Regions from separate parts of the Homo sapiens genome. Here region 2 is linked to region 1. A link is an interaction called in ENCODE POLR2A ChIA-PET data of the cell type or tissue named here. Cell type or tissue: PC-3. All regions are shown on one strand. Links, peaks and the distances in the headings refer to the core of each region. The heading gives the core; the rest is flanking DNA.

The links. Peaks named below come from ENCODE experiments on the same cell type or tissue, not always from the same donor. Only the 100,000 strongest peaks of a DNase experiment are listed, where the experiment ranks them.
Region 2: POLR2A ChIA-PET joins it to region 1 with 9 read pairs; 2 of 35 experiments call an interaction of 5 or more read pairs at or near these places.

Annotation. Positions count from the first base shown.
Region 1 is chr14:74,650,845-74,666,877 of GRCh38, reverse strand. It overlaps AREL1 (apoptosis resistant E3 ubiquitin protein ligase 1), which reads left to right. Exons shown (of 20, transcript NM_001039479.2): 18 at 1,953-2,042; 19 at 2,804-2,979; 20 at 3,056-5,622. The coding sequence ends at 3,158. LOC105370567 (a long non-coding RNA gene) reads left to right here and starts at 9,354. Exons shown (of 2, transcript XR_007064268.1): 1 at 9,354-9,824; 2 at 13,380-16,033. It also overlaps the pseudogene LOC100419503. In PC-3, for the core only: no CTCF peak of the experiment used is centred there; no DNase peak of the experiment used is centred there; H3K27ac peaks cover 1,293 bases.
Region 2 is chr14:74,852,653-74,868,685 of GRCh38, reverse strand. It overlaps PROX2 (prospero homeobox 2), which reads left to right. Exons shown (of 6, transcript NM_001243007.2): 3 at 4,678-6,156; 4 at 10,172-10,279; 5 at 11,691-11,885; 6 at 13,384-15,653. The coding sequence starts at 4,852. The coding sequence ends at 13,554. It overlaps LOC124903348 (a long non-coding RNA gene), which reads right to left and starts at 10,180. Exons shown (of 2, transcript XR_007064269.1): 1 at 9,920-10,180; 2 at 9,251-9,853. RefSeq lists an enhancer at 12,806-14,005. In PC-3, for the core only: a CTCF peak has its summit at 7,585 (motif pointing left); a DNase peak (open chromatin) is centred at 7,565.

The sequences.
Region 1 (16,033 bases), core at 6,584-9,083:
TGTGGTGATGCACGCTTGTAATCCCAGCTACTTGGGAAGCTGAGGCATGAGAATTACTTGAACCCCGGAGGCGGAAGTTGCAGTGATCCGAGATCGCACCACTGCATTCCAGCCTGGGCAACAGAGTAAGACTCTGTCTCAAAAAAAAAAAAAAAAAAATCAATGAGTAGTAAAGAATGTTAATATCATGTACCGTCTATAAAATCCTATGACATTTAAGGGAGTAATAGAATTTATTTTTTCAGGTATATATTGAGTGCCTCCTGAGGCACTGCAGAGAGAGTAACGAATAAGACAAAGTTCCAGCCCTCATGGGCTACATTCTAATGAAGTGAAGGAAACAAACCAAAAGATGAGATCATATTTCAAAAGCATTAGACCAAAACAGTATATAGTATATATTTTTATTTATATAGTAAATTCATTCTTATTTCAGATCCTGTAACAACTAAAAAATGGCTCTAAGATGGTAAATACCATTCTATGCAGAACTGAAGTCCGTATCAGGTGTGGGCAAAGAATAACATCAATTTGTTGTGGCCTGTTGCTCACAGATGAGACATCAGTACAAAATGGTGCAGTGCAAGTTACTAGTTATAAATTCCCGTAGTTTCTATGAGGAGTGTCTTTCTGCAAACGTTTCTTTAGGGAGGAAGGTTTTCTTTTAAAATGGGGGAAAAAGTAATTTTAGGTGGTCTTGCCCAATTCTTATTTCTATTAACTGAAGTAGATTTGAGAACAAGAATCAAAATCTTCTGTAATTTTCATGTTTTATATCTTCAGATGTGAAATCCAAACAAAATGAACTCTCCACAGCTCAGCCTAAAGTTTCTGATAAACCTGTTACCTAGCACTGTTATTTTTTGGGCTGAGGAATAACTACTGGTAAATTTTGTTACATTTTGAAGCAAAGCATTTGTAACAATTTGTAGAAGTAAGTAGAAAGGAAGGACATGGTCTCTTACAGTTGTTCCACATCCTGCTCTTAGTTCCTGGTCAGCTTAGCAAGTTCTTTTTGAAGGAGCCAAGGCTTCTCAGGCTCAGTTTGGGCTCTTCTTGTCTCTGGTTAGAATGTATTATTCTTTATAGCTATTGGATGAGTACTTGCAGTCTGCTAAGTAACATGCTGGATCCTGAACCAAATTAGGACATTAACAAGATGTTTAAGGCTCTGATGTCATTAATGTTCTCATTTTTTGGCATACTTTTAAATGTATCTGATCAAGTAGAGGCAGAAGCTGAAGGGAAGGTAGTAAAAGTTCAATCCACAAAAGAATGCATCCTAAGAAAAAGGAAAGGTCATTGACAAATTCATAAATGGGCCTGGGGATTTTGGGGAAACAGCTTGCCTTTTCTCCTTGATATTCCCAGGCTAAGTTTAGAGCAGACTGTCAGGAAACAGTTTGTGTGTGTGTGTTTTGTCCTTTGTTTCATTTAAAAATAATCCATAGTAGCAGTTCTTAGGGTGTTCATCAGAAATACCTCGCCTGTAATCCCAGCTACTCAGGAGGCCGAGGCAGGAGAATCACTTGAGCATGCAAGGTGGAGAGGTGGAGGTTGCAGTGAGCCGAGACAGTGAGACTCCGTCTCAAAAAAAAAAAAAAAAAGAAAAGAAAGAAATACCTGAGCAATTTTTTTTCTTCCTGTATAAGCTCATAACCTGTTCCGAGAGATTCAGATTTAGAGGTCCCAGGTAGGGCCACCAACACTTGTATAAATATATATTTTAAAAGCCATGTGAATCTTTTTTTTACCCACTGGTTAGCAACTATTGCCCTGTTGTATGTAATTGATTTTCCTAAAGCAGTATTCTGGCATTATGACCTCACCTTCTGTCTTTTTCCTGGTAATGTTTTCTTCTACATTTTGCCTGTTAACTTAGGTAATTTTGACCTTATATTGGGTCTTTGTCTCTCTGACTGTCATAGTAACACCTTACCATCTTTTTCCAGCTGCTGATGTGTGGGACTGGAGACATCAGTGTGTCTGACTTCAAAGCCCATGCAGTAGTTGTTGGTGGCTCATGGCATTTCAGAGAAAAGGTAAATGGACCAAACTTCTTTCAGTTGGATTTGTGCCATGTTATAAGGAAAAAGTTTCAGAAGAAAAAAGTAGAGGAGGCCGGGCGCAGTGGCTCATGCCTGTAATCCCAGCACTTTGGGAGGCTGAGGCAGGCGGATCACAAAGTCAGGAGTTTTGAGACCAGCCTGGCCACATGGTGAAAGCCCGACTCTACTAACAATACAAAAAAAAAAAAAAAAAAATTAGCTGGGTGTGGTGGCACATGCCTGTAGTCCCAGCTACTCGAGAGGCTGAGGCAGGAGAATCGCTTGAACCCAGGAGGTGGAGTGAGCTGAGATCACGCCACTGCACTGCAGCCTGGGTGACAGAGCGAGACTCTTTCTCAAAAAAAAAAAAAAAAAAAAAAAGAAAGGAAAAGAAGAAAAAAGTAGGGGAGTCAAAGCAGTTGATATGTTTTCTGGGAAAAAAAAATGATGCATGGGGAAAGATAGGTGGTTGTCCAGGCAGAAGGGAGCCCTGATCCCTAAGGGCTGTCATGCTGACTGCCACAGGAGTAGTAAATTGGAGATGGCGAAGAAAGAGAACCAACAGTCAGTGACTACCCTCCTAATCATGTGACAGTGTAAATTCTTGAAGTGCTTGTCAAACTGTTCCTACCCTGTGTCCTCATAGAACGGTAACTGGGGCACAGCCCCACTTTAGTGTATCTTGTTCCTTCCCCAGGGATCTAATCCTAGCTTGTTTACTGTGTGTGATCCCAGCCTTGTGCTCTCCCTGCCAGGTCATGAGGTGGTTTTGGACTGTGGTTTCCAGTCTGACCCAGGAGGAGTTGGCTCGGCTACTTCAGTTCACAACAGGCTCCTCTCAGCTACCACCTGGAGGCTTTGCCGCCCTCTGTCCCTCATTTCAGATTATTGCCGCTCCGACCCATAGCACGCTGCCTACTGCACACACATGGTAGGTATCTGCCCGCCTGATGCATGCCCAGTGTTTTTGGTGGTATGAGTTAATCACTTCTCCCTTGCCCTTCCAGTTTTAACCAGCTGTGCCTCCCTACATATGACTCCTATGAAGAGGTGCACAGGATGCTGCAGCTGGCCATCAGCGAGGGTTGCGAGGGCTTTGGCATGCTCTGACCACTCTCCTGTCATCCAGTTGGCTCCCATGCTCTCTGGAGCTTCTGGGCGCAAGTTACAGACATCATAACCACTGATCCTAACACACATAACCATCAGCCAGAAGATGCCGCATGCTCCCCTGTGTCTGGAGGATTTTGTCACCTACAAGCCTTGTCTTTACCTCACCTGCTCCCTGCCCATATCTACCACAGGCCACTTTGGCATGGTATGTAAGCTGAGCTCTTCATTCTGTCATGAGAAGAGGACCATGCTGCTATCATTTATTTGGTCCTTTGAAGATCTCAGTAGCTGAGGGAGATGGCACACGGGGCTCAGCCCTGTTGGGAAACTGGTGTGGAGACCCTTAAATCCACACTGTGCTCCAAAACTCCCTCTGCTGATACTCCTTGGAGACACCCTCTTTGGCCCTCACTACTTGACCAGACTGGTACTTGAGTCCTTCTCATGGGTGGGGTGATTGCCTCTTCTCATCAGGAGCCAGGAGAGAGGGGGACAGATAGGAGGTGGCCCATAGGAGCAGTCCCGCTGCACAATGGTAGGCATAGGCCATGGCACTGGACTGCCTCTAAGGACTGCTAAAAAGAATATTTTTTTGTGGTGTCAGAACTGGAAAAAGCACTTTCCCTTCGGGCATTTCTGGAAATGATTATTAATCCACAAAGAAGAACTCTGTAAGCTTTTTCTTGAATTGTAGCCAGTGAGAAAAGCAGATAGACTGAAGAATATGAAGGATAGCTGAGCTGTAGCCTCCAGAGTGGGGCATGCCTAGGCATATGGCTGGCTTGGAGACTACTGATGCTTTTCCCTGAGTTTGTTATTGGCACTGAAGTATGGCCGGCTTGGGCCACTGACTTCCCCATTATGTAGTCTGCTAAAAGCTGGGGATCCTTTAGCATTCTACTGAAGAAAATTTTGTAGCAAAAGATTAGAACAGTAAGAATAGTATGCCAGCAATCCCTGATTCTCTCTCTGCTTGGTGTTCTCTGGCAGCACTAAGACAAAGGAACAGGGACTAGGAGTTTACGTGCTTATCACAGGTCCTTGGCGTCAGGACACTAGGGATGAACATGGAGGTGATATGTTACACAGTAAACACCTGCCAACCCCTGTACTCCCCTTTGCTCCATCAGTTATCAGGAAGGAGAACTAAGGAGGGAGGAAGCTTATTAGGTTCACTGTTGAATGATGATTGAAGAGTACCTGCTGCTGTATCTTGGAAGATGACAACATCCTTTTTCATTACTGTTTGATTGAAAATAATTTCAAGATTCAAAATCTCATTGACTTCCCAAATTTGTGTTTTTAAGAAGGCTTTGCTGCAAGCTACCATTCCCAATGGGGCAGTCAACTCTGAGAATATTACAAGCCATCTTTATTGCCAAAACCAGCAAGTACACAGAGTCCTGAAACAAGGCAGGACTTTGGCAATGCCTTGGCCTCCTGGAAGCATGTCTGAGCCCTCCTGTTCGCAGGGATCATGAGGAACAAGCCCTCCTGAGCTGCTACAGTTCCTGCCTGACCTCAGTCTTTCGCAGTCATCATTTGTCCTTTCTTGGCACATGGGTGCTGACCTCACTCATCCTTGGGGTCCGGGATCCAGCATCAGGGTCTCTATACCCCAGGATCCTCCATGCCACATGGTCACTGCTCTCCTCAGGGACCAGGACAAGGTGCTGCTGCTTGCCCAAATGTTTTCCCATGGGATATGTACCGGAAGGTTTATCACCACCCTGGGAAACATAATGCTGCCCCTTGGGCCCAGAAAGGGGTTTCCAGCTGGGGGCACGTGGACTGGTTCTGCTGTTTTTGGCAGTCGCTTTTCTGAATTCTCCCCTCCGGCAGCCTTCCAGAGACTGATCCTGGAGATTGAGTTGATTGTCTTGGCTAGACCTGTCATTTTAAGCTCTAGTCATAGCACTTTTTCAGAGCATCTTAGGCACCATTGCAACCCAACCAGGGAAGCTGCATCCCTGTGGTGGTCCTTAGGCACCAGTCTTTGTTAAACAAAACCCTTTGGCACTATTGTGGTTTTCTATTCTCTGTCTGAACTCTATTCAAAAGTATCTTTGCTCTCTTGGGCCTTTTCTTTTACTGTTTTGTTTTTTTTTTTTCTAATCCTGCTTTCATACTAGCCAGTGTGGGGAAAAGGTACAATATGTCAAAGAGATGAGAGAGTGTTATTTCTTGGGCAATTTTCTATTAGTGTTTCTTATTTTGGCCAGTTCTTTTATTTATGTCCTTGTGACCCAGGTACTTGGGGGGCCAGCTACCCTTCTGGCCTTTTAGCGTCTTTGAAGGAGACCAGACATGAGTGAATACCTAGGAGAGTGTCAGCATGTTTCTGGAAAATTGGCAGAGACCAAGCCCTGCTGCAGATTCGTCAGGCCAGGTGAAAGGGCCAGGCAGTTGCAGCTGATGATGTAAATATTTTGTACAGTAGATAAATAAATGTTTAAAAGAACTAAGGAGTGAGTGGCTGCTTTAAATGGAGATTCATGGCTTGACTGGAAGGTGGGGAAGGAAAAGATTTGGAAATGATTTTGCATTTCCCCAGGAATTCCTCCTGAAGTGGTCGGCTCGGGGTAGAGTGTACACCTGGAGTCCTGGCCTGTCCCACTCTTGCCCTTTCACCCTTCCCTGATTGCTGTCCATGGTGCCAGGCAGGGCCACTGTCTCAGCCATGGGGAGACGAGGACAAGTGTTTATGCTCAGTTTCTGAAGAAGGAACCGGTTAATCAGTCTTTAAACAATAATTCATTGTTGTTTTACTACCTAGAAATTCAATATAGAAAATTTGGAAATAAGAAAAAGAACAAGGGAAATAGGTAAGTTGCTATCCAGAGGTAATCACCGTTAACACTTTGATAAATAGCCTTTTGATTTTCATATTTAAGCACACATTTGTCTCCCAACATCTCCCTCACCCACAAGGGGTTTGGGAGTGGCAAACAAAAATACTGCTCCTAAGAAGTTTGTTGGCGGCAAGTCTTACCGATTCTTTTCAGCTTACAAAGGTAAGCTTGGAAGAGAAGAAAAAAAACAGACCTCTGATTTGGGCCTAGAAGGAGTAGTATTAAGGACCCTGACTTTCTTGGGAAAGTAATTATGATGTCTTGTATATTGGTTCCCAATCTGGAAAATGTTAAAAAAATTCCCTTTTGAATTTAAAAACAAAACAAAACAGATCCTTGCCCCCACCCCAAACAGTGCATTCTCCTCTTACCTCATCAAGCTCCTGAGTGATATGAGATATCTTAAAGGGCCAGGCACAGTGACTCATATGTATAATCCCAGTACTTTGGAACACTGCAAGGCAGGAGGGTCACTTGAACCCAGGAGTTCGAGGCTGCAGTGAGCTATGCCTGTGTCACTGTGCTCTAGCCTGGGTGACAGAGCGAGACACTGTCTCTCTTTCTCTTTTTTTTTGAAAAGGTGGGGTTTTGGCATGTTTCCCAGGCTGATCTTGAACTCCTGGGCTCAAGTGATCCACCCACCTCTAAAAGTGCTGGGATTAGCATGAGCCACCGTGCCTGGCTAAGACACTGTCTCTTAAAAACAAAAAAGGTCTTAAAATTCTGTCCTTCTAACTGTACATTTTAAGGTTATTTGTATCTTATACACTTGCTGTTGTGGCTTTGAATAGGTCACTATGAACATTGATCCAATGAGTGATTTTAGCCTATCAAGTCATTCTTATGACTCCATAAATACTAGCTTCAGCTTCTTGTATACTATTGCCTCTGAGCTATTGTAGATAGAGCTTTGAAACCTCTCTCCAGCCCCAGTTTTCGCTGTCAGGACCACAGCGAGGTTCTCCAGCAAGTGGCTTGAACCCTAAGGGCTCCTTCCCTCTACTCTGGCTTCACATAGACCTTCAAGCATAATAAACCAGTTCCAGATAATGTGGAATAGTAAAAGTATTACAGGATACTAAAATTCCTTTTTTCTTTTATTTTGAGACACAGTATGTATAAAAAAGGTATTAACATGTGTAACTTATGAGTAATAGGAAATGCACAAATAGCCACCATCCAGGTCAAGAAATAAAACATTGCAGCACTGCAGAGCACACTCTCGTCCCATCCCACTAAAGGTAACTACTGTCCTGACTTATGATCATTATTTCACCAGGCCCCTTTTCAAACAGCCTGTCCTCACGTTAATAGTGGGGAGGGGCGGCTGGGTGCGGTGGCTCACGCCTGTAATCCCAGCACTTTGGGAGGCCGAGGCGGGCGGATGATGAGGTCAGGAGATCAAGACCATCCTGGGTAACACGGTGAAACCCCATCTGTACTAAAAATACAAAAAATTAAATGGGCGTGGTGGCGGGCATCTGTAGTCCCAGCTACTCGGGAGGCTGAGGCAGGAGAATGGCGTGAACCCAGGAGGTGGAGCTTTCAGTGAGCCGAGATCGCGCCACTGCACTCTAGCTTGGACGACAGAGCAAGACTGTGTCTCAAAAAAAAAAAAAAAAAAAAAGTGGAGAGGGGCAAAAAGAGCCCACGTGTGTCATGATAAGAAGCTAACCAAGGTCAGTTTCTCCATAGTAATTTCTAGACCTCATAATTGGTTTGAAAAGTCTTCTGAGGCCATAATTGCCCTGTGAGAATCTAGTCTGGATTCCTGATGCTGAATCTGATTAATTATTCTAAGACTATAAAGTATCTTATTTCTGTAAAGATTTTTCCTCCAGATACTCCAAATTGGATCTCCTTTGTTTTTATACCCTAAACCCTAAGCAGTTTTTGTAGGCTGGTCAGCAGGAAATTCTTGAGTATCATGTATGTGTAGTAGTATTAAAAATGACTCAGCACTAAAATGTCTCAAAAATTGTGGAATAGGCTAGTATTTCTAACTCAGAATACTGAGTCTGCACACCACCTAACAGCTATCCCAAAGTTATTGGTGAGCTTAGTTTTTTTTGTTTTTGTTTTTTAGCTTTTATTTGGAGTACAGGAGGGTGGATTTAGAGATCTGCAGGTCATGTTGACCTTGGTTTGTATCCAATAGAGTGGTGCTGCCTAGAGTTCAGATATACCTTGTTATAAATATCCCTTTTTTCCCCTCCCGGATTTAGTTTGCTTTAATTTTGCTCATATAAGGACATTTTATGATAGCCACAGCAGGGACCTGGTTCTCTGGAGTGAATTCAGGTGTGGTCTCTATAAGATGGGCAGTTAATTCCTGGAAGGAGATGTGGAGAACACAGTCTCTTTCCAGAAGTCAAGGAATGATACCTGTAGGTTTTTCAATATGGTATCAGAGGTGGCTTTAGCACAGTTGTTCAGGCTGTCGATATAGCCCTGACTTGTCAATACTAGCCAGCAGCAGCTTCTTAACCATGGGATAGTGGCAATGTTGGTACCTCTAGGGATAGGGATCAGACACACCAGCACAGAATCATAGCATCCAGTCACCTTGCAAGAACAGAGTGGGACTCCCCATCTAGTTCCCCTTGTAGCCTCCCTTCAGGGAGATGATGGATAGTTTATCCAGATGAGGCCTGTGTTGCTATTTCCCTGGAATACCCAATAATAAGCAGGCCACCATGGCTTTTGTAGTCTGTGATGGCTGTGAATGCCTGAGACCAGGTTCACCTGGCAAACCAGGCAAATTTCCAAGTGAGGTTTTAGGAGTTCATCTTTTAGGTATGACTCTAGGAAGAAGTCAGTCTTGGAGGTAGGAGAGGAGGCTTCTTTATAAACCTCATTATGTCCTCTACCAGATGGTCCATCCTGTTGACAGGAATTTACTTGTATCCTATGTTTCTGACTCTAGGGGCCCTGGGCCTCCAGCACTCCTTGCAGGATAGGCATCTCGTGTCACTGGGTGTTTTCTCGAAGAAGGTACCGTTGGACACGTTTGCATCAAGTTTGCAAAATGGGACCCTCAAAGGATAGAAAACCATGAATTGATGGGCTTGAATTTTTTTTGTTTTTTTGTTTTGTTGTTTGTTTTTTTTGAGACAGAGTCTCACTTGGTCACCCAGGCTCGAGTGCAGTGGGATGATCTCAGAGCTCACCGTAACCTTCACCTCCCAGGTTCAAGCTATTCTCCTGCCTCAGCCTCCCGAATAACAGGTGTGTGCCACCATGTCTGGCTAATTTTTGTGTTTTTAGTAGAGACGGGGTTTCACCATGTTGGCCAGACTGGTCTTGAACTCCTGACCTCAGGTATTCCGCCTGCCTCGGCCTCCCAAAGTGCTGGGATCACAAGCATGAGCCATGGGGCCCAGCCAAATGTTCATATTTTTATTTTTAACTCCCGTGGTTCAACTTTGGGCAAGACAACCTTCTTTCAGTATCAGTTTCCTGACCTGCAAAATGATGCTATTAACCAATTAAGAAAATCGACTAATAACTTAAGAGTTCTTGGGAAAAAAGTTTTCCTATATATAGTATGTGTGTTACCATGCTGACTGTGACTTAGGGCCCTGGTAGTTTCTGTAGCAGGAGGCTGTATGGGTCTGGGGGCAGTTGAGAATGCTAGAGTCGATGACTGGTGTGGAAATTCCCAGGGGGTGGTGACTCTGTTTTTCACCTTGCCGTGTCCAGGCAGGCCAGAGAGAATGAGTACTCAAGACACCTGGCCCAAACATTCATGAAGAAGACACCAAGTCAGAAGAGACTTCCTCCTTTGCATGATCCTGTAAGGACGGAAGAGGTATTTGAGGGAGCTGTATCTCAATCCTATGTCATGTGGTAGGAACCTTGACTTCCTTTAATTCACCTGATTACTGAATCATGATAATAGCTACCATTTTTTTTTTTTTTTTTTAGCTCTTCCCATATGCTAGGAGCTTTAGTATTTATTGTCTCATTCACAACAACCCTGCAAGGTATGTCTTGTTTTCTCCATTTTACACAAAACACAGTTGAGGCACACAGAGGATAAGTAACTGCCAAGGTTTCTTAGCTGGCAAGTGGTAGAGCTGTATTTGAACATGGGTCTGTTTCGTGTCGAAGCCCAAACTCCACATTTCTGGTTTGTCTCTAGCAGATTAGTTTAGACTAAGAAACAGCCCAGGCACTGGGCCACTGTGCTCGCTGACTCTGCCTTGTTCACTTGGTGATGCTGTGTGTGACAGATTAACACTTTATACCTTGGCTTACCTATCAGTCACTTGGGGATTTGGGATTTATGGGAAAAGGCCCTACTCATGCAGGGTAGAGAGATTTTAAGAGATACAGCTATTAGTAATGGCTTTAGAATCTTTTGCATGTAGAAAGTTCCTTAGACTACCAACTAATGAGCAAAGTGACTTCCAAGTTTAAGTGAATTCTATATAAAGAATACAAGACACCCTTGAGGATATAACTGAGGAAAAAGGCCCTGAAATTTTAGTATCCTTGCTTTGGTGGAAACTCAATAGGTATCAAATGAAATAATGAGGTCAGATATGTTACATAATACCCTGATGTTTATCTCTGGTAATTAAGTCTGCAGAAAAAGACTTATTGGAATAAATCTTTTGTCTCTAAACTCTGCTCATATGAAATAGCACCATTTGGCAAAGGCCAAATTCCTGGTGGATATCTCACTGAGGAAGCAAACATTTTCAAGAATGCCAGAGTTAAAGGGAGACAACACACACCCTAAACAAGACTGTGAAGATACTATGAAACTATTCTGTTGAAACCATAAGCATAGTATCTTTTCCAGGGTGAGGGGGTTTCTGTAACTCTCTTGAGTGAAGTCGCTCTTTCTGCAACCCCCCACTTCACCTGCATTATGGATTTGCACATAAAGGAGTTTTTCTGAATCTTCCCTTCTTCTACAGACCAACAATGTTTCCTCTCTCCTCAGAACTCCCACTTGAGGGAGTTGCCAAGACATTCCTCTGTTTGCCCATTAGCAGAGTCAGGGATATCAGAGTATTTGCAAGCCAGCTAGAGAGCCTTTGATGGCTTTTATGTTATGTTGAAAACAAAATGTTGTGTTATTGTGCAAGAGGAAGATTATGTGTGTGTCATCATTTTGTGCTTGGTCTCCTACGTCCAATCCTGCTCTAAGTTGTCATTTCATTTCCTAACCTCCTCCCCTCCCAGTCAGGTATTTCTGTTCCATCCCTGGGTTTGTAGCCTCCCTTTTTTTTTCTTGAGTTCTGTGCAGCTCTGCATTTCAGCAGACGTTTCCTATGTATCAAGCACTGTGCGGGGAGCTAGGGACACACAAGGTAGAATGTGATCCTGGCCTCTGAGAAGCTTACAATCTTGGGAGACAGATATAAACAATCTATTTTCCTTAGAGTTTCCTTCTCCTGAAGCTTGGGCACCCAAACCCATCACCACTGTCCCCCCCTTCAATAGTTTCTCCTGTTTACTTGGTGGGGAGCATTTCTTTATGTATTTGGAGACTTTCTATATTATAGAGTTGCTGTTGCTACAAGTGAAATTAGTCTAGCTTCCTACAGAGAGGGAAGTTACTCTCTCCCTGTTGATTTTCAGAGAAGAAAGAACCCTTGTAAAGATAGATTCCAAACCAAGAGACCCAAGGAGCAAGCGCATTATTGTGCCATAAATAGGCCATCACTTGGGCAGGTCCTGGGACAGCCTGGGAAAGGGGACTCGGTAATCTTAGGGCCCACTCTCCCTTTAATCTGCTCTCCCAGACAAAGCAGACCGGAAGTGTTGACTTTGGCAATAGGGAACTGGCCAATAGCCTGCAGCTCAGTGAATGAAATTAGAATCTTGAGTGGATGGGGAGAGGGAGGTATCTCCAACACTAATAGCAATCAAAGGGTTTGTGCTATGGTTATAATCAGTGTGGCAGAGGAAAGTCAAAGGAATACCATTTCCAATAAACTCAGAGGCGTGAAAAGGCAAATCAATTTTATGAACACCCATGAAATTGGTTGGTTGTGACCACTATGGGTGGAAACACTGAGCTTCAGTGGAATTTCCCTTAATATTAAACCAGGAAACTAGAGTCCCTGGTTATCTCTCTGTCGTATACAGCAGCTGACATCTATTCCTCCTGGGGATTGGGCAGATCTTAAAGTTGATGTCCTAAGCTTCTGACTGGGATCACAGCTCTGGATAGGGGTTGGGTCAGGCCATCGCCTTTAGAAAACCAGTTATTTAGCCTCTCTTTCCAATGGGATTTCTCTGAAACCTTGTTCATGATGATGCCAACTTGTGTCTCCTTGAAAAATCAAAACAATGGAATTAAACTTGGGTGTTCTCCTATAGATCTAGCATTTTATGTCACAGTCAGGGTAGACAAATGTGCTGTTGGCTCCTGGCAGGCTCATGTGCAGCTCTGGAGATGTTCTAAAGTGGGTGCAGTCAACAGCCACCCATCTGCATACTCCGCAGTGGTCTGGTTTAACAATTCTGACCTATCATCCCTCTAAACCTTGAAAACTCTGTGGTCTTGGCGTCCAAGCCATGTCTTCCAGTAGACTCTCACACCCAGAATCAGCAAAACCTCTTTTGTCAGACCATATCTTGAGTTTAGGCTTCAAAAAAATGGCATCGTGGGTTAGCTTTGTGGGGCGGGGTGAGTAAAACTCCAGTCCTGACTTTTAGGGGTATGGCTGGTCTTGGGGGCTTGGCATGGTGGGAAGAAGGGGCCAAGATAGTGGTTGGCATGAGGATATGGAGAACTTTGGAAGCAGAGCCAGAGACTCTGAGGATTGAGGCCCAGGAAAGTTTGGCACGAGTAACAGCTGGGTATTTAACCAGGAACAGTCACTCTATTTTTCTGAGCCTTGGCGGTATGTCAGAGCAACAAGCAGCTCTAGCAGGGTCTACGTCCTTCCTATTGTCTCCACCCCAACCTCACTCATCGTCCCAAACATCTGCTTCCAATTCGGGCCCTTGCCTTCTTGTCTGATTCCTGTACAAACCGCGGGTGGCACGGGTGAGGGGCAGGTCTGCAGGTGTGGACTGGGGAAGAAGAGGAAGGCTCTGGAAGAAGCTGCTTACAGGTTTAGTTTCAGGTCCTGATGAAGGAGTAAGGATTTGATCTATTAAAAAATTTTATATTTGTGTGTGTGTGTGTATACAAAATGTAAACAGTAAGTTGTTTCACTTCCTGGGTAAAAGTAACAATCTGAGGGAGGGAATTGGGACCAGCTGGAGAAGTCTCTGCGCCATCACATGGCCTGCTTTTCAAAGGCAGCACAGAGTCACTCCAGAGGCAGCAAACTGAAGTGATTAGTGCCCACAAGGAGCAGCCGAAGGTGCTAATGAGGTATTAACACCGCTTCTCCAGCTAGCAGCTGTGGATACTCCGAACAGACCAGTGAGGCAGAGCAGCAAAAGCAGCCTGGAACTGGAGGCGGCCAGGAGAGGAGCAGCAAGCCGGTGCCCACAGTCAGCCACGGCACCCTCAGCAGGCCCATTAGGAGGAATTGAGAAGCTTCTCCAGTGTTTGCCCTAAAATCTCAATCCATTTTAAGTGACAGAAAGTGACAAAAAACACCCCAGAGGAAAATACTGGGGCCTAAGGGAGTAATCTCAGAACTCTTGTAATAATAATAATAATAGCAGCCAACATCTAATACATGCTTACTCTGTGCCAGGCCCTATTCTAAGCACTTTGTCTGTGTTAATTCATTTAATATTCACATCATTCTATAAGCTGAAGACAATCATTATTCCCATTTTACAGATGAGGAAACTGAAGTACAGAGAAGTAAGTTGCGCAGGATTACATGTCCAGTGGATGGATGTAGGTGTCAAATTGGCTCTGACACGTTTTCTCACACAAGCCCAAAGGAGGTGGAGTTAGGGGCAGGACAGACAAGTCTGGAGAACACTGGTAAGAGAGTTGCTAGTGTTCTGTTCATCCTCTAACCCAGGGAGACATTGTGTAGGTCTGTGACTTCTGGGACCCCAGGGAGCCAGTCTGGCCGGCACTTCTTTGTCCAGTCCTGCTGCCTGGTGCCTCCTGAGGTTTCTGTTTCCCAATCAGGGTACGGGTTCCATTCTCCACCTCCCTCTCCAGGGCAGGAGGCACCCTCCATCCCTCAATCCAAATAAGCTGGGAGAGATGCCTCAGGGAGTTGGCCAGGCTCCAGGCCCCTGATGGGAAGTGGAAGAAGACACTTACTAAAGGGCAAGATCTGGCCAAGACCTGTGGGCTACCAGGATCCCCATTAAACTTCAAAGCTGAGCGCTGAGGCCGAGCCCATCATTTGACTGGCAACTCAGGAGCTGGTTGGACAGACCAGCTCACCGTGGCGGGCCTCTGTCTTGCAGAGAAGCAACCGTGTGGATAGTGACAGGCCACAGGCCTCTTCCAGCTGTTGCTTCCAGGGCTGAGCCAGAGGCCACTTTCCATGGGCACAGCCCATTTTTACTAAGATGAAAGGTTCTAGGAGGCTTACCTGACCAGGCCAGAGGCCCAAGGACGGTGGCTGTGAAGCACCACCAGCTCTCAGTGAACGTGGTCTGAACCATCTCAGCTCGTTCCTGCCTTTGTTCCTTTACTTGTTCTGTGCACTCTGCAAGGAATGAGGCCCATCCCGTCCTTCCTCCCTGCTACCTCCCCATCCTTCAAACCTGGCTCGTGCCAGAGGATATGAGGATTAAATAAGAGAACTCATGAAAAGTGCCGGTACTGTGTCTGACACTAAGTGTAAAAAAAAAAATTAGTAGTTAGCAATAGTAAACCACTATCCACAGTTGTCTTTGGTTATGTTGTGGATTTGAATTTGGAAGATCTGGGTTCAAATTTCTGACTTGCCACTGCCTAGGTGTATACTCTGCATAAATTGCTTAGTCGCTCTTAACTTTAACTGGGAAATAGTGATTCTAACAACGTACAAGTGTACCCGACAGAGGGCACGTAAAGCTTAAATGAGACAATGGATGTGAATAGTGTTTTGTAAATCACAAAACATCCTCTTAATTCCAACATTGCCTCTCCCACGTCCACTGGTACTGACCTTGGCCTGACCTGGGTATAGCTAAATTCCTTTGCTCTTCCATTCAGCAAAGACAAACCAAGAATTTTTTCAGAAGAAACTTTGGTTTAAAAAATTAAAGGACTAAACTAAAGGAAAATGCAAAAGAAGAGGAGTGATTGGGCTTTTGGAATACTGATGTCTCCTGCTACTAAGTCCAACCTCAGGGGCCAAACTCACTGTCAGTTATGGCCATAGTTACCATTTGCTCTCCCTCCTCAGTCTTGCCAGGGTCTTCCTGACATGGATTCAGAGTTGAAGGGCACTGAGGAAATGAAGAGCCCAGAACAATTCTGAGCCACCCTCCTCCCTTACACACACACCCAGGATGTGGCTAAAACTTACAGACCTTAAAATATTATGTGCCCAAGCCTCACAGCAAGTCCAGCTACCAGAGGCCAGTTTCCTGAGAAGCTAATGAGGCTTACATTGAGGGCCGCTCACCTACAGGAGTTCCTTCCAAGGTCATATTTTTTTTCAAAGTCATAGTATTTGCTAAGGTAAAAACAACAAACAAACAAAAAAAACCAAAAAACTATAGCTAGGTGTGGTGGTATGCACCTGTAGTCTCAGCACTTGGGAGGCTGAGGCAGGTGGATCAATTGAGCCCAGGAGTTTGAGAGAGTAGTGCACTATGATCACACCTGTGAATAGCCACCACACTCCAGCCTGGGCAACATAGCAAGACCCTGTCTCCTCCCAAAAAAATTTAACTGTAGTCAGTCTCCACCCTGATTTCTTATCTGTCACACCTCCCTTCATGTCAGGCTGTGGTGAGGTGGCTGTGGCATTTGGGAGTATGACTAAAGGAATTTGAGTTGGGAATATACTCAGTTGGGCCTTCTGTAATATATTCATTTGGTTATGTTGGGAAAACACTCCGTTGGGTTGTATGTAATATGTGTATGTCATGTAGTATATTTATTGCTAACTGTCCTGATTATAAATGGCTTGTAGA
Region 2 (16,033 bases), core at 6,059-8,558, 200 kb before region 1:
TTTTGTATTTTTTTTAGTAGAGACGGGGTTTCACTGTGTTAGCCAGGATGGTCTCGATCTCCTGACCTCGTGATCCGCCTGCCTCAGCCTCCCAAAGTGCTGGGATTACAGGTGTGAGCCACCGCGCCCGGCCTGTCTATGCTTCTATAATAGTGAAAATATAAGAAGGAATCTATCAAAGGAGAACTTGTTAAGTAAATTAGGGTACATCTATACAATGGAATATTATCAGCTTTCACAACGTTGCTGTAGATTGATATTCATCCACATGAAAGATTTAAAAATGGAGGCATAAAACTATATATCTATAATACCATTTTTGTTTATATATATATATATATATATATATATATATATATATATATATATATAATTACGAGAAATTATAAACTTCTCTGTACATGGAGAAAAGAGCTTGGCAAAAATGATGAACACCAAAATTTTAACTGATTTTCTCTGGGAGTGGCATTAGAGTGTCTTTCTTTTCCTCTTAATACATTTCTATATTTGGGAAGTAAAATGATCCTACATTACTTTCATCGTCTAAGAGATGCAATAAAGCTATTTTTAAAGGATTATGACAATTGCTACCTCCATCAGTGAATATGAGAGTGCTAGTAGCTAATTTTCAAACAGAAAGCATCACTGCTTCATGCAGACTTACCCAGATAAAGGGCTGTGGGCAGCACGCCGGCCTCAGCACAGAGGTTTCCTGTTTCTCAGCAGCCCAGAGGCAGAGTTTCCATGATTGCATGGGCGTAAACATCTCTGGGTACCCAGCCACAGTGGAGTCTGGCTGGATTTCCAGTTTCTGGCCTCAAGATATTTCTGTTCATTGTTGCTTCATTAAACACACTGGTCCCATCTGTTACCCTAGTAGATCTGTCTTCTGGAGCACACAGACTACACGGAACCTCAGAAACAATACCTTGAATAACCCACAAGGGAGATTCAGCAGCTTTAGTGGTTCTATGCTCTTCTCCTCAATGACTCTATCTACCCGTCTGTCTTTCTGTCTGCATTGATTTTGTTCCATGCACAAGCCTCCATGCTAGGTGCTAGAGAGATCTGAAATAAAGTATTGTCTATTGAGGAGACAAAAATCAATATAAATGAAGTATTTATGGACAATTTATTCAATGGAGTTAGCAAACATCTGGTAACATCTGGCAGTCAGGCACTACTTGGGAACACAAAGAGGGAGCTCACAGACCAAAGGGGAAGATGCATTGATCACTTCAGAGAGGAAGTGACATTTCAGTTGGATTTTGAAAGAGGAATAAGAGTTTGTCCGTGGAAAAGTGGGAGAAGGGCTGGTCGGGCCAAGAGAATGTAAATGCAAAGACACGGAGGCTGGAAGGAGCCTGGCCTGTTCAGTGAACACAAAGTCCAGGACAGCTGGACACAGGCAATTGTTGAGGGTAGTGGCTCCAAAGGAGTTAGATCGAGACCATGTTTGTGAAGAGCTGAGACATCTGAACCTTCTAGTCCACAGGAAGCTAGCAAAGACTTTGATTCCATAGAGGGGCATAAGCAGAGCTAGCTACATTTTAGAAGATTAATACCAGTGGCAATGTCATGGGGAAAATGGAAACAATCAAAAGAAAATTTCCACCAGTTCCCATCACATTTATCCACCTGCCTGTACTGGTGTGCCTCCACTGCTCTTCCTTTTGCTGCATGGATGAACTGAGCATTCCCCTGTCTAAAGTCAATCCCTCCTTGTGTGCACTAGATCTCTTCCCCTCCTTCCTACTCAAGCACATGGCTCCAGAAATTCTCCCCCTCTTGCCTACATTAACATATTTCATCTTTCTGCAGCAACATTGTTATCAGCCTACAAATATGCTGTTATTCTGCCTATCTTGAAAAACTCTCTCTTGACCCCATTTTCTCTTTCAGCACTGTCTCATTTCTGTCCTCTTTACAAAACTCCTTGAAAGAGTTGTCAGATTCAATGTCACCTACTCCTCTTCTTGTCCTCTCCCTTAAATCCACGTCAATCAGGCTTTTTTCTCCCTGTACTCCACCAAAACTGTTGATCAAGATTCCCAGTGACTCCACATTACTAATTCAAATGGCCAATTTACTATCCCTTTGTGACTTGGCCTCTCCCTCCTCCTAGAAACATTTACTTCACTTGGTTGCCAGGACCTCGCACACCCCTAGGTTTCCCCCTGCCTCTCTGACTGCTCCTTCTCAGTTGCCTTGGTTGATGCCAGCTCATGCCCCCAGCCTCTTCATGTCCCTGTGTCCCAGGACTTGGACCTTGGCCCTCCTCCCTTCTCTGTCTACATTTACTCCCTTCGTGACCTCATCCAGCCACATGCTGACCACCCTCAATTTTACATTTCTAGCCCAGATCTCCCTGACTGAACCCCAGGCTTATTTCTACAATTGCTTTCTGGTTTTTTGTTTTTTGTTTTTCGAGACGGAGTCTTGCTGTGTCACCCAGGCTGGAGTGCAGTGGTGTGATCTTGGCTCACTGCAACCTCCACCTCCTGGATTCAAACAATTCTCCTGCCTCAGCCTCCCAAGTAGCTGGGACTACAGGTGCCCGCCACCACACTCGGCTAATTTTTGTATTTTTTAAAGTAGAGACAAGGTTTCACTATGTTGGCCAGTCTGGTCTTGAACTCCTGACCTCGTGATCCACCCGCCTCTGCCTCCCAAAGTGCTGGGATTACAGGCATGAGCCACTGCACCCAGTCTCCAATTGCTTTCTTGACATCTTGACATTTAGATGTCTGTCTAGTACTTATATCAAATTTAACATATCCAGGGTATCGTTGTAGTGTCCCTGTTGGTTAAAATATCAGTTCTGCCAGTTTAATTACTATGATTATGATTTTTTTTAGACAGAGTCTCGCTCTGTTGCCCAGGCTGGAGGGCAGTGGTGTGATCTCGGCTCACTGCAACCTCTGCCCCCCAGATTCATGCCATTCTCCTGCCTCAGCCTCCCGAGTAGCTGGGACTATAGGCGCCCGCCACCACGCCTGGCTAATTTTTTGTATTTTTAGTAGAGACGGGGTTTCATGAATGTTAGCCAGGATGGTGACCTGTGATCCACCCGCCTCAGCCTCCCAAAGTGCTGGGATTACAGGCGTGAGCCACCGCGCCCGGCCCAGTTCAATGATTATTATTAGTTAGAAAGCAAGTGACGTGGTTGGAGTATAGTGTACTTTGATGCTTTGTGGGAATAAAACAGCTTTAGGCAGTCTTTCCTGAAATAGCTCCCTCCTTCTCCCCAACCGCTCTCTCCAGTTTCCAACCCTTTGTTGTGCTTTCTCTTCACAGCAGGTATCACACACTGAAAATATATTTGTTTGTTTATTCTCTGCTTTCCCTGCTAGACTGCCTGTTCCAGGAGGGCAGACTATGCTGATCTTGCTCACTCCATGAGCCCAGAAGAAGGCCCGACACACAGCAGGTGCTCAATAAATAGTTGTTCAATAAATAGTTGAACAGTGAATGCGTAATCTGATTTTTCCAAGAGTTAGGACGGCAGTGTTTTTTTTTTTTTCTTTTTCTTTTTTTTCTTAAGACAGAGTTTCACTCTGTCGCCCAGGCTGGAGTGCAATGGAACAATCTCGGCTCACTGCAACCTCCGCCTCCTGGGTTCAAGTGATTCTCCTGCCCCAGCCTCCCAAGTAGCTGGGATTACAGGCGCATGCTACCACACTCAGCTAATTTTTTTTATTTTTAGTAGAGATGGGGTTTCACCATGTTGGCCAGGCTGGTCTCAAACTCTTGACCTCAGGTGATCCACTCGCCCTGGCCTCCCAAAGTGCTGGGATTACAGGTGTGAGCTACCTTGCCCGGCCTGAATTTGCTTTTTTTTTTTGAGATGGAGTCTCGCTCTGTCACCCAGGCTGGAGTGCAACGGGGCAATCTTGGCTCATGGCAACCTCCACCTCGCAGGATCAAGTGATTTTCCTGCCTCAGCCTCCCAAGTAGCTGGGATTAACAGGCGCCCGCCATCACGCCCAGCTAATTTTGTACTTTTGGTAGAGACAGGGTTTCTCCATGTTGGTTAGGCTGGTCTCCAACTCCCAACCTCAGGTGATCCGCCTGCCTCGGCCTCCCAAAGTGCTGGGATTACAGGCGTGAGCCACCGCACCCTGCCGAATTTGCTATTTCTAGAAGTGCCTTGGGTGATTCTGTTGCCCTTAGTCACTAGAAAAGTCACTCCGAATCAGACAACGCTTGGTTTGACCCCAGTCTGTCACTTACGAGCTGCATGACCATAGGGAAGTAGCTTCTTCTCTGATCTTGTTTTCTTATCTGTAGACAATAGGCATGACCACATTCTCATGGAGCTGTTATGACACATTAATTAAATTAATGGATGTAGAGTTCTTGGCATAATGCCAGTTGTTCAGGCGGCTGCCACTACGATATTATTATTATTATTATTATTTTATTGTTATGCCCAAGCAGGAGAAGATTTTTCTCCCTGTAAGATCACTCTCGGAGTCTCCTCAAAGTGGGGTTCTGAGACCAGCAGCATCAGCATTACCTGGGAGCTGGCTTAAAATGGAGAATCTCTGCCCCACCCCACATCTACTGAATTGAAATCTACACTTTAACGAGACCGCGTTGAATGTTTGCACATTCACATTTTAAAAGGACTGTTCAAAGTCACACGTACTCTTTTCTTCCTGTCTCTAATTTCAGGAGTCTGCCCAGGAGGTTCATGAGCCCTGGCATCCCAGAATCTGAATCCTTCCTCAGTGACAGTGGCTCTTTACCCTTCTAAGTGCAGAGGAGGAAGCCCAGCGCATTCTGGGTGCACTTCCAGCTGAGGAAATAAGGAGGAGGAATTCCTGAAGCCCTGAACAAGTGCCTGGGATGGATCCAAACTCCATCTTGCTTTCTCCTCAGCCCCAGATCTGCTCCCACCTAGCAGAAGCTTGTACGGAAGGCGAGAGAAGCTCATCCCCTCCAGAGCTGGATAGAGACTCCCCGTTTCCCTGGAGTCAGGTCCCCAGCTCCAGCCCTACAGACCCCGAATGGTTTGGTGATGAGCACATCCAGGCAAAGAGGGCCAGAGTGGAGACCATTGTCCGAGGCATGTGTCTCTCCCCGAATCCTCTGGTGCCAGGCAATGCGCAAGCTGGGGTCAGCCCACGCTGCCCAAAGAAGGCCCGAGAGAGGAAGAGGAAGCAGAACCTTCCCACACCGCAAGGCCTCCTGATGCCAGCCCCTGCCTGGGACCAGGGCAACAGGAAGGGGGGCCCTCGTGTGAGAGAACAACTTCATCTGCTGAAGCAACAGCTAAGACATCTGCAAGAGCACATCCTACAGGCTGCCAAGCCCAGGGACACAGCTCAGGGGCCAGGAGGCTGTGGCACGGGGAAAGGCCCTCTGAGTGCAAAGCAGGGGAATGGCTGTGGGCCTCGCCCCTGGGTTGTGGACGGTGACCACCAGCAAGGTACCAGCAAGGACCTCTCTGGGGCAGAAAAACACCAAGAGTCTGAGAAGCCCAGTTTCCTTCCTTCTGGAGCACCAGCTTCACTAGAGATTCTGAGGAAAGAGCTGACCAGGGCAGTGTCCCAGGCTGTGGACTCGGTATTACAAAAGGTACTATTGGATCCACCAGGCCACCTGACTCAGCTGGGCAGAAGCTTCCAGGGGCAGGTGGCAGAGGGTAGAAGCGAGCCCTCACCTCCTGTGGGAGGGGCCTGTAAAGATCCACTTGCTTTGGCTGCCTTGCCCAGGAGGGTCCAGCTACAAGCTGGGGTCCCAGTAGGAAATTTATCACTGGCCAAGCGTCTAGATTCTCCTAGGTACCCTATCCCTCCAAGAATGACCCCCAAACCCTGTCAGGATCCCCCAGCAAACTTTCCCTTGACTGCACCTTCCCACATCCAGGAAAATCAGATTCTTAGCCAGCTACTGGGTCATAGATACAACAATGGCCATTGGAGTAGCAGTCCTCCCCAGGACTCATCTTCCCAGAGGCACCCCTCCTCAGAGCCTGCCCTACGACCTTGGAGAACTACTAAGCCGCAACCATTGGTCCTGAGCCAGCAGCAGTGTCCCTTGCCTTTCACCTCTGCCCATCTGGAAAGTCTACCCCTTCTTCCCTCGGTGAAGATGGAACAGAGAGGCCTGCATGCTGTCATGGAGGCACTGCCTTTCTCTTTGGTCCACATATCCTTTAATAGCAATTGAAGTTCTCATTGTTGGCCAGGTGCAGTGTGGCTCATGCTTGTAATCCCAGTGCTTTGGGAGGCCAAGGTGGGAGGATTACTTGAGGACAGGTGTTCAAGACTAGCCTGCACAACATAGCTAGACCCCATCTCTAAAAATAAAAAATTATCTGCACATGATGGCCCATGCCTGTAGTCCTACTCAGGAGGCTGAGGCAGGAGGATTGCTTGAGCCCGGGAGTTCGAGGTTACAGTGAGCTATGATTGCACCACTGCACTCCAGCTGGGCAACAGAGAGAGACAATGTTTCAATAAATAATTTAAAATACCATTGACACTGTGCAGAGAAACAAGAAAACTAAAAGTTGAAGAGGAGCTGGGGACAGATCACTCAGGGTCTTCTTAATGTTGCTCTGGGCCTTCAGCTTATAGTGGTGACCACATTCTGGAATTTAAGGACCTGGGAAGGTTCACTTAGCTTCTTCTATGACCCATCGGGTTCTGCCACTTGACTTATTCCTTTGGGTCTAAAAGGGTTTTGTTTTGAGACTCAAATAGGCTTCTGAAATACAATGAATACCCTAAGGAAGAAAGAATCCATAATTTGGTTGTCAGCCACCCATAAACTTAGGAGGAGAGGGTCAAAGGAATGACGTCATCTAAGGTATGGCCTCCCCAACCCCATAGCTCTACAAGCAAAAATCCTATATTGTGTAGATAATTCCTGGGGAGCAGATGAGGAACAAGAAACTTCTGGGCCAAATGGAAAAGGAGTTTTCCTCGGGGATTAAACCCAGAGAGGTGGCTGGAAACGGCCAGAGGTCTCCAGTTTAAGGAACAACTTCCAAGGTGCAATGGAGTGCCTGGAGACTAGGGGCTGGGCATATGAAGGGAGAGGAGGCTCCCCATGAGGAGGCCTGAGTGGCCCAGGCTGATCTGCAGGGCTCTGGATCTTATTGCATCATCTTTGCAACCCTTAAGTAGACACTACTCTCTTAATGTATTTCCCAGAGTAACCCTCGGGATATTAATAATTGTTGAGTTAGAAGAAAAAGTACCTTGGGGAAATACTGAGATAGTTTCTTTTCTGCAGGAATTCTCAGAGCCTTTAACATGAGTAAATGGAAGCTCTAAGAGGAGAATGTACACAGCCCCAAACCCATATGACCACTTCTAACAAGCATCTTGCAGAACTTAAGTTCTTGAGAATATATTTTGGATGTTGCTTTTTAAGCTAGCTGTGCTCACGCTGCTGCTTCTTGTGTGCAGCTTTGAGGGGAATCTCCAGAAGCTGATGAGTCTATGGAGTTGCATATCCAGGTGGGAACAGTCGTGTCCTTTGCCTGGCAACTACTGTGAGGGCAGCAGGATGGGGTGGGACCAGCTCATTACCATGCCAGAACCTGCCTTTGTGTCCTAAATGCCATGAGCGCCCCCTGCCGGTCAAAAGTGTTGGAAACACCCCAAAGCTTTCCTGGAAGTTAGCGAGCAACTGTAAAACCAATGCTGAGAACACTTCACTTGCCACCACTCTTGGAGGCAGAGATTCCACCATAGACAGATTTTCTTTATAAGAAAGGCTACCTGTCTGGGCCTTTGATAACCACTAGTTGACTCTCCATTAAATTCAGACAGCTGCAAAAACACCTCAGTCTCCCAGAATTTGCTATTTGTTGAGCACCTACATGTGCCTGTTCCTGCCCCCTAAATTGGGGATTGGGCTCAGAGAGCTTCTGGAGGTTTGGGGCCTATCCTAAGAAATACCTAAGCCAGGACTGGCTGCATGGGTGAAGTACTTGACTATCTTTGGAATGACTTGGGACCCCCTAGCAGCACCCTGGCCCCTCAACTCTTCCCTCATTCCTGCTGCCTATATTCCAAGAGATTTATTCCTGTGGGCCATGAAAGCCACCTGAGAGCAAGCTGCTTTACAGCATAAAAAGAACGTTCACATTCACATGACATCCTGTGACATAGGTAGGGCAGATGTGAAGATCACGAGGGGAGCATTGACAGAACACCTTCTCGGTGGCAGGCATTGCTACCAGCACTTCACACATATGTGCCCACCACCACTTAGCTACAATTCTGAAACCCATAAAGCTTTGACAGGCCCTATGATTTTCCCCCCCTAAGAATGATGCAATCTTTTTTTTTTGGTAGCAAAACCTGGCTTGCACTGATTGGAGGCTATTAATAGATTTTATCCCACTTAGTATAGTCATACGTTCTGCTGCAGAAATGTTAATGTATTGGATTATACACTGTCTCAGCTGTGGATGTTAATTAATGTGTGGTACACACATCGTATTATCTTTATAAGCTAACAAATTCTGAAATCCAAACTCCATTTGGCTCAGCATTTCAGATAACGGGTTTAGACCTGTATTATCTCACCGTTCTCAAGCATCCACTCTAAGATCGGGTATCCGAGAAGCAGAGACAGAGAAGGGAGCTAACTCGTCCAAAGTCCCAAGACACACTAATGAGCAACCAGGATTTAAACCCGGGATCTGATGGCCAAGTACAAGCTTTAACCACTATACTCCACATCTTAGCAATGAGGCTCAGAGCAGTTAAGTGGCTTGCCCAAGGTCACACAGCTAATAGATGGCAAAATCAGTGTCTGAAACTGGGTCTTTGGAATCCCAATCCAGGATTCTCTCCACAGCATTTGTGGATCTGTAGGAAGGGTAAGTAGGGGCTGATGGGGCAGCAGGGAGGGATCTCCTGTGCAGCAACTAGGTGCCTGGGCCACCTATAACCATAGTCAGTTGGTCTGGTTTCTTTTGGTTAAACAGATTCATCCTATGTGGAAGTCTTCACTGTCTTAAGCTACAGCTCTCGGATCTGAGATCCCAGGTTACTCTGTGTAATGCTTCTCACCCAGCCTAAGGACTGTCCCTAAAAATGCAAAGCGTATTTGTGTAAATCTTTTTTTCATTTCCGTCCTGCCCTAGTGCTAGGCAGTCACATCACAATTCTCCGACTCTTGTTAAAGGGGAAGGAATCTGTCTGTTCCCAGAGTGAGGTATAGTTTGGAATCTAATTTCCATATATGTGTATGGATTAAGGTTGACCGTTCACTCACTTACTCCTTCACACAACAAATATTTATTGAGCACCTGCTATGTTCCTAGCACTGGGCTAGGCACAAAGATGAAAAGATAAGGTCCTCACTCTCAAGGAGCTCACAGTCTAGACGAGACAAACATACAGTAAAAATTCCAATAAGGTCATCGCTGCAACAGTTTGTACAAAGAGTCTTCATAGCCCAGGGTAAGGAAGGCCTAATTTGGCAAGGAAGGGTTTAACAGAGGTGGGAGCTTCTGAGCTGAGACCTGAAAGATGAGGGATAGTTCTGCCAGGCAAATGGAGAGTGGGTACCACCCAACCATTCAAGCTTCTTGAGCAAGAGCAAAATATGAGCTGGTATTCAGCCTGCTTAGATGTTTGCTGGTTATAAAGGCAACACTGTGAAGGCAATGATAAGAGTGACAGCCAGAATGGGGACCACCTAGTTTACTCTTCTCGTTTTACAGCTGAGGAAACTGAGGCAGAGAGGGGAAGTAAATCTCTGCTTGGGGTTTTGAAATGGTTTATCTGGGATAGAATTGCCATCTCTTCCCATCCCACTTGGACACCACACACACACACACACACACACACACACACACACACACACACAATACACCAACCTGTATTTGACATCTAAGACACCACACACACACACACACACACACACACACACAAAATACACCAACCTGTATTTGACATCATCTATGCTACATAACTTTTCCACATCGAGATGATTTTTACATTCTGTGACTTAACTGTGCACATATGTCATCCAGCTTATTTGACCAGAGTTTCCAGAGACAGAAAAATGGAGCAAATACACAATTCCAATCAGAAAAACAAAATGAAATCAAATAGAAACCACAGGAACAAGGAATTCACTAGTTAATTGATAAACTGGCATTTTAAAGTGTTCATTTTCCTTGACACTGAGATAAATCCAGGAGGGTCTAAACCCTGGTCACTTGAAGAAGGCCAAACTAATGTTTTTCTTCACACGATATCCCAGCTCCAACCTCCTGAAGGTTTATTTTCCTGATGTTCAGGTAAAGTCACTCAACTAAATGGCAGCTTCTGCAGAACTCCCAAGAGGCAGTGTGTTTTGCCTGGTGTGAGGCAAGTCCTAGGTCATCATATGTGCACTTCAAGCTCCCCTTAGTGTTGCTGATGGAAGCAATGTCCAGTTCTGGGCTGAGACTCTACCCAAATAACCGTGAATAACTTTAGGCTAGAAAGGCTGGCTGTCTAAATTCTTAAGCTACTGAGCTGTAGATAATCCCCAAAACAGAAACACATGGGCAGGAAAAGTAGAGGGAAACAGAAACACTAGTTAGTGGCCTTTTTGGCTAGTTTTCTGCCTTGGCTGGGGACACTATGAAAAATAAAATATAGGCCAGGCACAGTGGCTCATGCCTCTAATCCCAGCACTTTGGGAGGCCGAGGTGGGCAGATGACCTGAGGTCAGGAGTTCGAGACCAGCCTGACCAACATGGTAAAACCCCATGTCTACTAAAAATACAAAAACTAGCTGGCGTGGTGGCGTGCGCCTGTAATCCCAGCTACTCGGAGGCTGAGGCAGGAGAATCACTTGAACCCAGGAGGTGGATGTTGCAGTGAACAGAGATCACGCCACTGCACTCCAGCCTGGGCGACAAAGCGAGACTACATCTCAAAAAAAAAAAAACACACAAAAACAAACAAACAAACAACAAAAAATATATATAGAGAGGGAGAGAGAGACAGAGTGTCAGACACTGTCAAATTTATGTTCAAATTGCTATAGTTCAAAACTGAGTGAAAGTACATACAGATGAAGTGTGACAATAAGGAAAATCAAACTAATTGTTGGGACCAGACCTCCCCTGTTCCCATAAAAGGTTTCTGAGGGCCTCTTTTACTTTGGGTGTTGGGTTAGGGGCTGTTAATACTTTTGGTCTACATCATTCAAGCTTTTCTTTCCCTCATATTCAGTTGGTTGGTTGATCCCTGAAGCAACCTCTGATTTTGATTTCAATTCATTCCACAATTCAAAGTTGCTAATAAACTGCTCCCTGACCTACATCTTGCCCTTCCCTTGGCCCTTTATCCAAGTGGAAGGCCCCAGGCCTGCCATGCAGTCCACCTGGGTGCAGCAAAATCTGGCACCACACTGGTCGTGACCCCTAAGTCCCACTCAAACACCACAAAAAGCTTTTCATGGGTAAAACAACCCCCATAAATCTAGCATATCAAAAAAAAGTTATGTTCTAATGGGCACTGTAGCTAATTTAGATTTTTCTGAGTATAACTAAATAGGCTTGGAAAATAGCGGTGGCTTCGCTTCTTTTTTTAAAGGAAGCCCCTGTTAATGCTGGTTAAAGCCGTATATGAACCCCTATACTGAGCTGGAAGCAGACAGTTCTAATTCTGAGCACCTCGTGGCAAATGTCTGACTGGATGGACCTCTTGTTTGTACAGTTCAACCGCTGCATTACCTCCCAGATGATCAAGTGGTTCAGCAACTTTCGTGAGTTTTATTACATCCAAATGGAAAAATCTGCCCGGCAAGCAATTTCAGATGGTGTCACAAATCCCAAAATGCTGGTGGTTCTCCGCAATTCAGAACTTTTTCAAGCTCTCAATATGCACTACAACAAGGGAAATGACTTTGAGGTAAGACCATGTACTGGGTTCCCATGAGATCTGATGAGTGTCTTCCCTATATGATTCGAGTTTTAGGAAAGATCCCTCTTCTGTGTCTCCTTAAGTTACTGAGAGCCAGGGCAGCCTGGGCCAATCTCTGTATCATCCACAAAGATTACAGCCTCAACATCTTCACTTGGGCAACAGGTGGAAGCAGCAAACTGAGTCAACAGCCAGTCTTCATTCTGAAGCTTAGTGAGAGGGCTGCCAGGTGTTACACCATCTTAGACTGAATACCCTGTCATTATCAAGTTACATAACTTCCTGACCTTTTTGCCTTAGTGCCAGGAGGCTCAGGACTGAATGCTGAGCTCAGTTGTGGCACCTAGTCTTGGCCTAGGTTTTCTCAACAATTTCTATGCTTTTCATGATTTGATTCTTATCTGTATTTTCCCTTGAAAATGTATCAGTGGGCCTTCCATAGCAAGTCACCTCAAATCCTTTCTGGAAATAACAATAAACAACACTCAAGCTCAGTCCCTCGGGGATCCCTATGAAGGCACACTGGTGGCACCTCAGAGGTAAAGCGTCAGTGAAAGGTGAGCCTAGGTGTCACTGGCGCACATTCCTAATCAAGAGATGCATGTTGCCTCATGCACAGCTGACAGCTGTTAGGCTGGCATCTGATTCTGCAGGTGCCGGGTATATCTGGTCACAGATTACACTTCCCTCTTCTTGACTTCTCCCTTGACTGTGATCACAAAGAGTGGTTTATTGATACCTCCAAAAAATACAAGAACTGTGGTCATCCACTGGTTGACTGGTGAGTCAGAGTATGTTTGGAAAGCTAAGACTACCTGTGGGGAAAATTGTCCATGTCTCCCTTTCTGAGGCTCAAGGGGTCACGGCCAGTATGGGACAGGCAGCACTGCTGCATCTTTCCACATAGGGTGGTCATTTGACCTGCAGTGGCAGCAAGCCCCAAGCCAAGCTGGGTCTGGAGCTTGGCAGTGGGGCAACCCATCATTCATGGTGCCAGTCTGGGTTAGGATTCTAGAACAGCACCCCCGTCAACCAGCTCTGAAAGCAGGAGTGTAAGCTCTTCAGACCCAGCCCTAAAAGGCAGTGGAATGAGGTATGACAGTCAGAAGCTTGGGGGCACTCCTTTCCACAGTTAGTACTAGGGAAAAGAATACCGAAGTCTCTTTGAGCCACAGATTTACTTTCAGTAAGATTTTCTGACCTGCTTAGTTAAAAAGTCGCCCATTAGCGAGATCAGCTCCTCCTACAAAGGAAGTGTCCTTAATTCACCTTCTCCCAGGGCTTTCTCACTGGAGCTGTCTTATCAAGGTTTGTGTCTGATGAGGAAGCAGAGGAGTCCTAGGGTTGCAGAATCAGGGGCCACTAGAGCAGGGATGCTCCTAGCCCACTACCCAAGAAACAGGCAGCACCCGCTAGTGAGGGCTCTGGCACCAGTGCTTCCCAACCTCACGTCTTTTCTTTCTTGTGGGTCTCTTTGGAAATGCAGGTTCCAGATTGCTTCTTGGAAATTGCCAGCTTGACGTTACAGGAGTTCTTCAGGGCTGTCTCCGCAGGGAGAGACTCAGATCCTTCCTGGAAGAAACCCATTTATAAAATTATTTCGAAACTGGACAGTGACATCCCAGAGATATTCAAATCTTCCAGCTATCCCCAGTAGCTGTTTCGGGGTTAAGATCCCACAACGTGAGGAGTGACTGGCTAGGGTTTCCTGGGTTTGTCTTAAAGGGCAATTTAGCTGTAGTCATATAAAAAGGGCACAAGGAAATCTCCTCTATCAAAACAGGTACTATTACCATTTTGATCATTTATTTCCCTTTCCAGAATCATCAGAAATTTAACTATAAAATGTACTAACTATATTGGTGTATTGGTAGTATATTGTAAAAGGAACACAAGTTTCCAATCAGAAGACTTGAAGCTCAACTCCATTGTTTCCAGGTGTTGTGACCCTGGGAACTTCCTGGTATCTCTGTATCTGTAAAATGAGGTTGTTAAGGATTAAAGGACAGTATGTCCTATGCAATGTCATTCACACACAAATGTCAGTTTTTTGAGCCCCTCTTTCAGATAAGGTTATCTTATTTGGGGTTTTTACAAATTGCTGTTTTTAGTCACCTAATTATAAAGCGCCATCTATTTGCTAGATACTTTCACATACTTTAAGCTTTTCACCCTGAAAAGTAGTTATTATCATCATTTAAAAGATGACCAAACAGAAGCTTTAGAACTGCAAGGTAACTCGCCAAAGCCTATGAGGCTAGGACATCTGGGTTGATAGGGACAGTCAGGAGCCTGGAGGAACCAAGACTTTCTGATGCCCAACTGCATGCTGGACCCATCTCCTGCAGCTAACTCAGGATCTCAAGCAGGACCCCACCCCTAGTAAGCATCCAGCGCTGACAGGGCACCGTCACCTGACAACTCCTGCCCAGCACTTAGGAGCACTTCACCGCCCAAGATTTCTGCTGATCATTTCAGCAAACTCAAGACAAACTTTATGCAGGACTTGAGTGTTGCTGTTTATTCACATTTGTCTGCTGGAAGAGTTTATCAGCTGGATAATGCAAATAGTCTCCAGCTGACCATTGCAATTGGTGCCCCAACCTCATATATGCAGAAGAAGCTGAACTTCAGACTGTGAAAGGTAGAAAGGGCCTTAGGAGATCATCTGGCCCATGCTGCTTAAATTGGGAAGGAAGAACCGCAGTCCAGACAGGAGGCTTGCACAGGCTGTGCACAGCCTTGCAGATGATAAATGGCATAACTGGGACAAATGCAGCATCACACAGAAATGGAAATTCTCCCACTCCATAACAAAATTACAGTCCATGGCTGACCTTCCACTGATGAAGGAATTCATGAAATCAACATTTCCCCCTGCTGCTGGCCCAGCACAATTGTGACCCACTCTTGAGTATATAGGCAAGGCATGTACAAAGCTGAGTAACTGCATCTGTCTTCTAAGCTAGTCAGGATCAAGTCTTTGTAAGCACTGCCAAAGGTACGCCGGGTGGGGTGGGGTGGGGGTAATACACAGCTCGGGCTTTGTAGTCCTGATAAGGGGTGTCTGTGAGTTCATTAGCTTCTTTCCTGTCTATATAAAACAAGTTTCATATTCGGCTACTCAACTTCCATAATTTTTCTGGTGGGGTGTTGCTGGAGCAGATGAGATAAAATCCCTAAACTATTACTAGAACTATCAGCATAAAAAGTATGAAAGATGAATTTTCCTTTGAATTTTCTCTTCAAACAGCTGAAAGGAAAAACAAAACAGACTTAGCCCAAACCCATCTTTACAGGCTAAAGGTTAAGTGCCCTCCAGTACATCCAATTGCACTCAGAAGATCTTTGCCCTATTTTCACAAAAATGAAGGAATCTGCCAAACCTAAGTTTTAAACACAGGCAAGCATGGAGTGCTCTGAGCAAGGGCAATCAGTTTTCTGTGTCCGGACATAGTAGAAGAACCCTCTATCCAGAGTGACATTACATACCTAAGTTAGACATACAGGGGAAACAAGTTCACATGACTGTCCAATAGAGAGCAGCCCTTCTTCTGTCCCAAACCTGAAATTCATTAGTGTGTGTTTAAAGACTGAGCCAAGTCACCTCCAGGGCAGTGAACCTTGTCTCAGGGACCAATGAGATGAAATGTACAAGCTCAAATTGAAAACATTTGTGTACTGCAGTCTTTCCAGGAAGTGTTCTCTAACCACTGAGCTAAACACAGAAGAATGTATAAATATGTATGCTCTGCCAACAGAAGAATTCTATTTGATTATAATTTTCTGTTTCTATCAAGTGCGTATCCCTCTCTGTTGGAAACACATGGAGTGTAAGCTGAGTGGGTTATTATTTTAGCAATCATACTTTGCCAAAGATCTGGTCATTTTTTCCACTAAGGTATATGAGGGCACTATTCTTTTATTTTTTTGAGACAGGGTCTCACTCTCTCACTCAGGCTGGAGCACAGTGCCACGATCACAGTAGCCTTGATCTCCCAGGTTCAAGTGATACTCCCACCTCTGCCTCTCGAGTAGCTAGGACTACAGGCACATGTCACCATGCCCAGCTAAGTTTTTAAAATTTTTCTGTAGCAATGGGGTTCTCACTATGTTGCCCAGGCTGGTCTCGAACT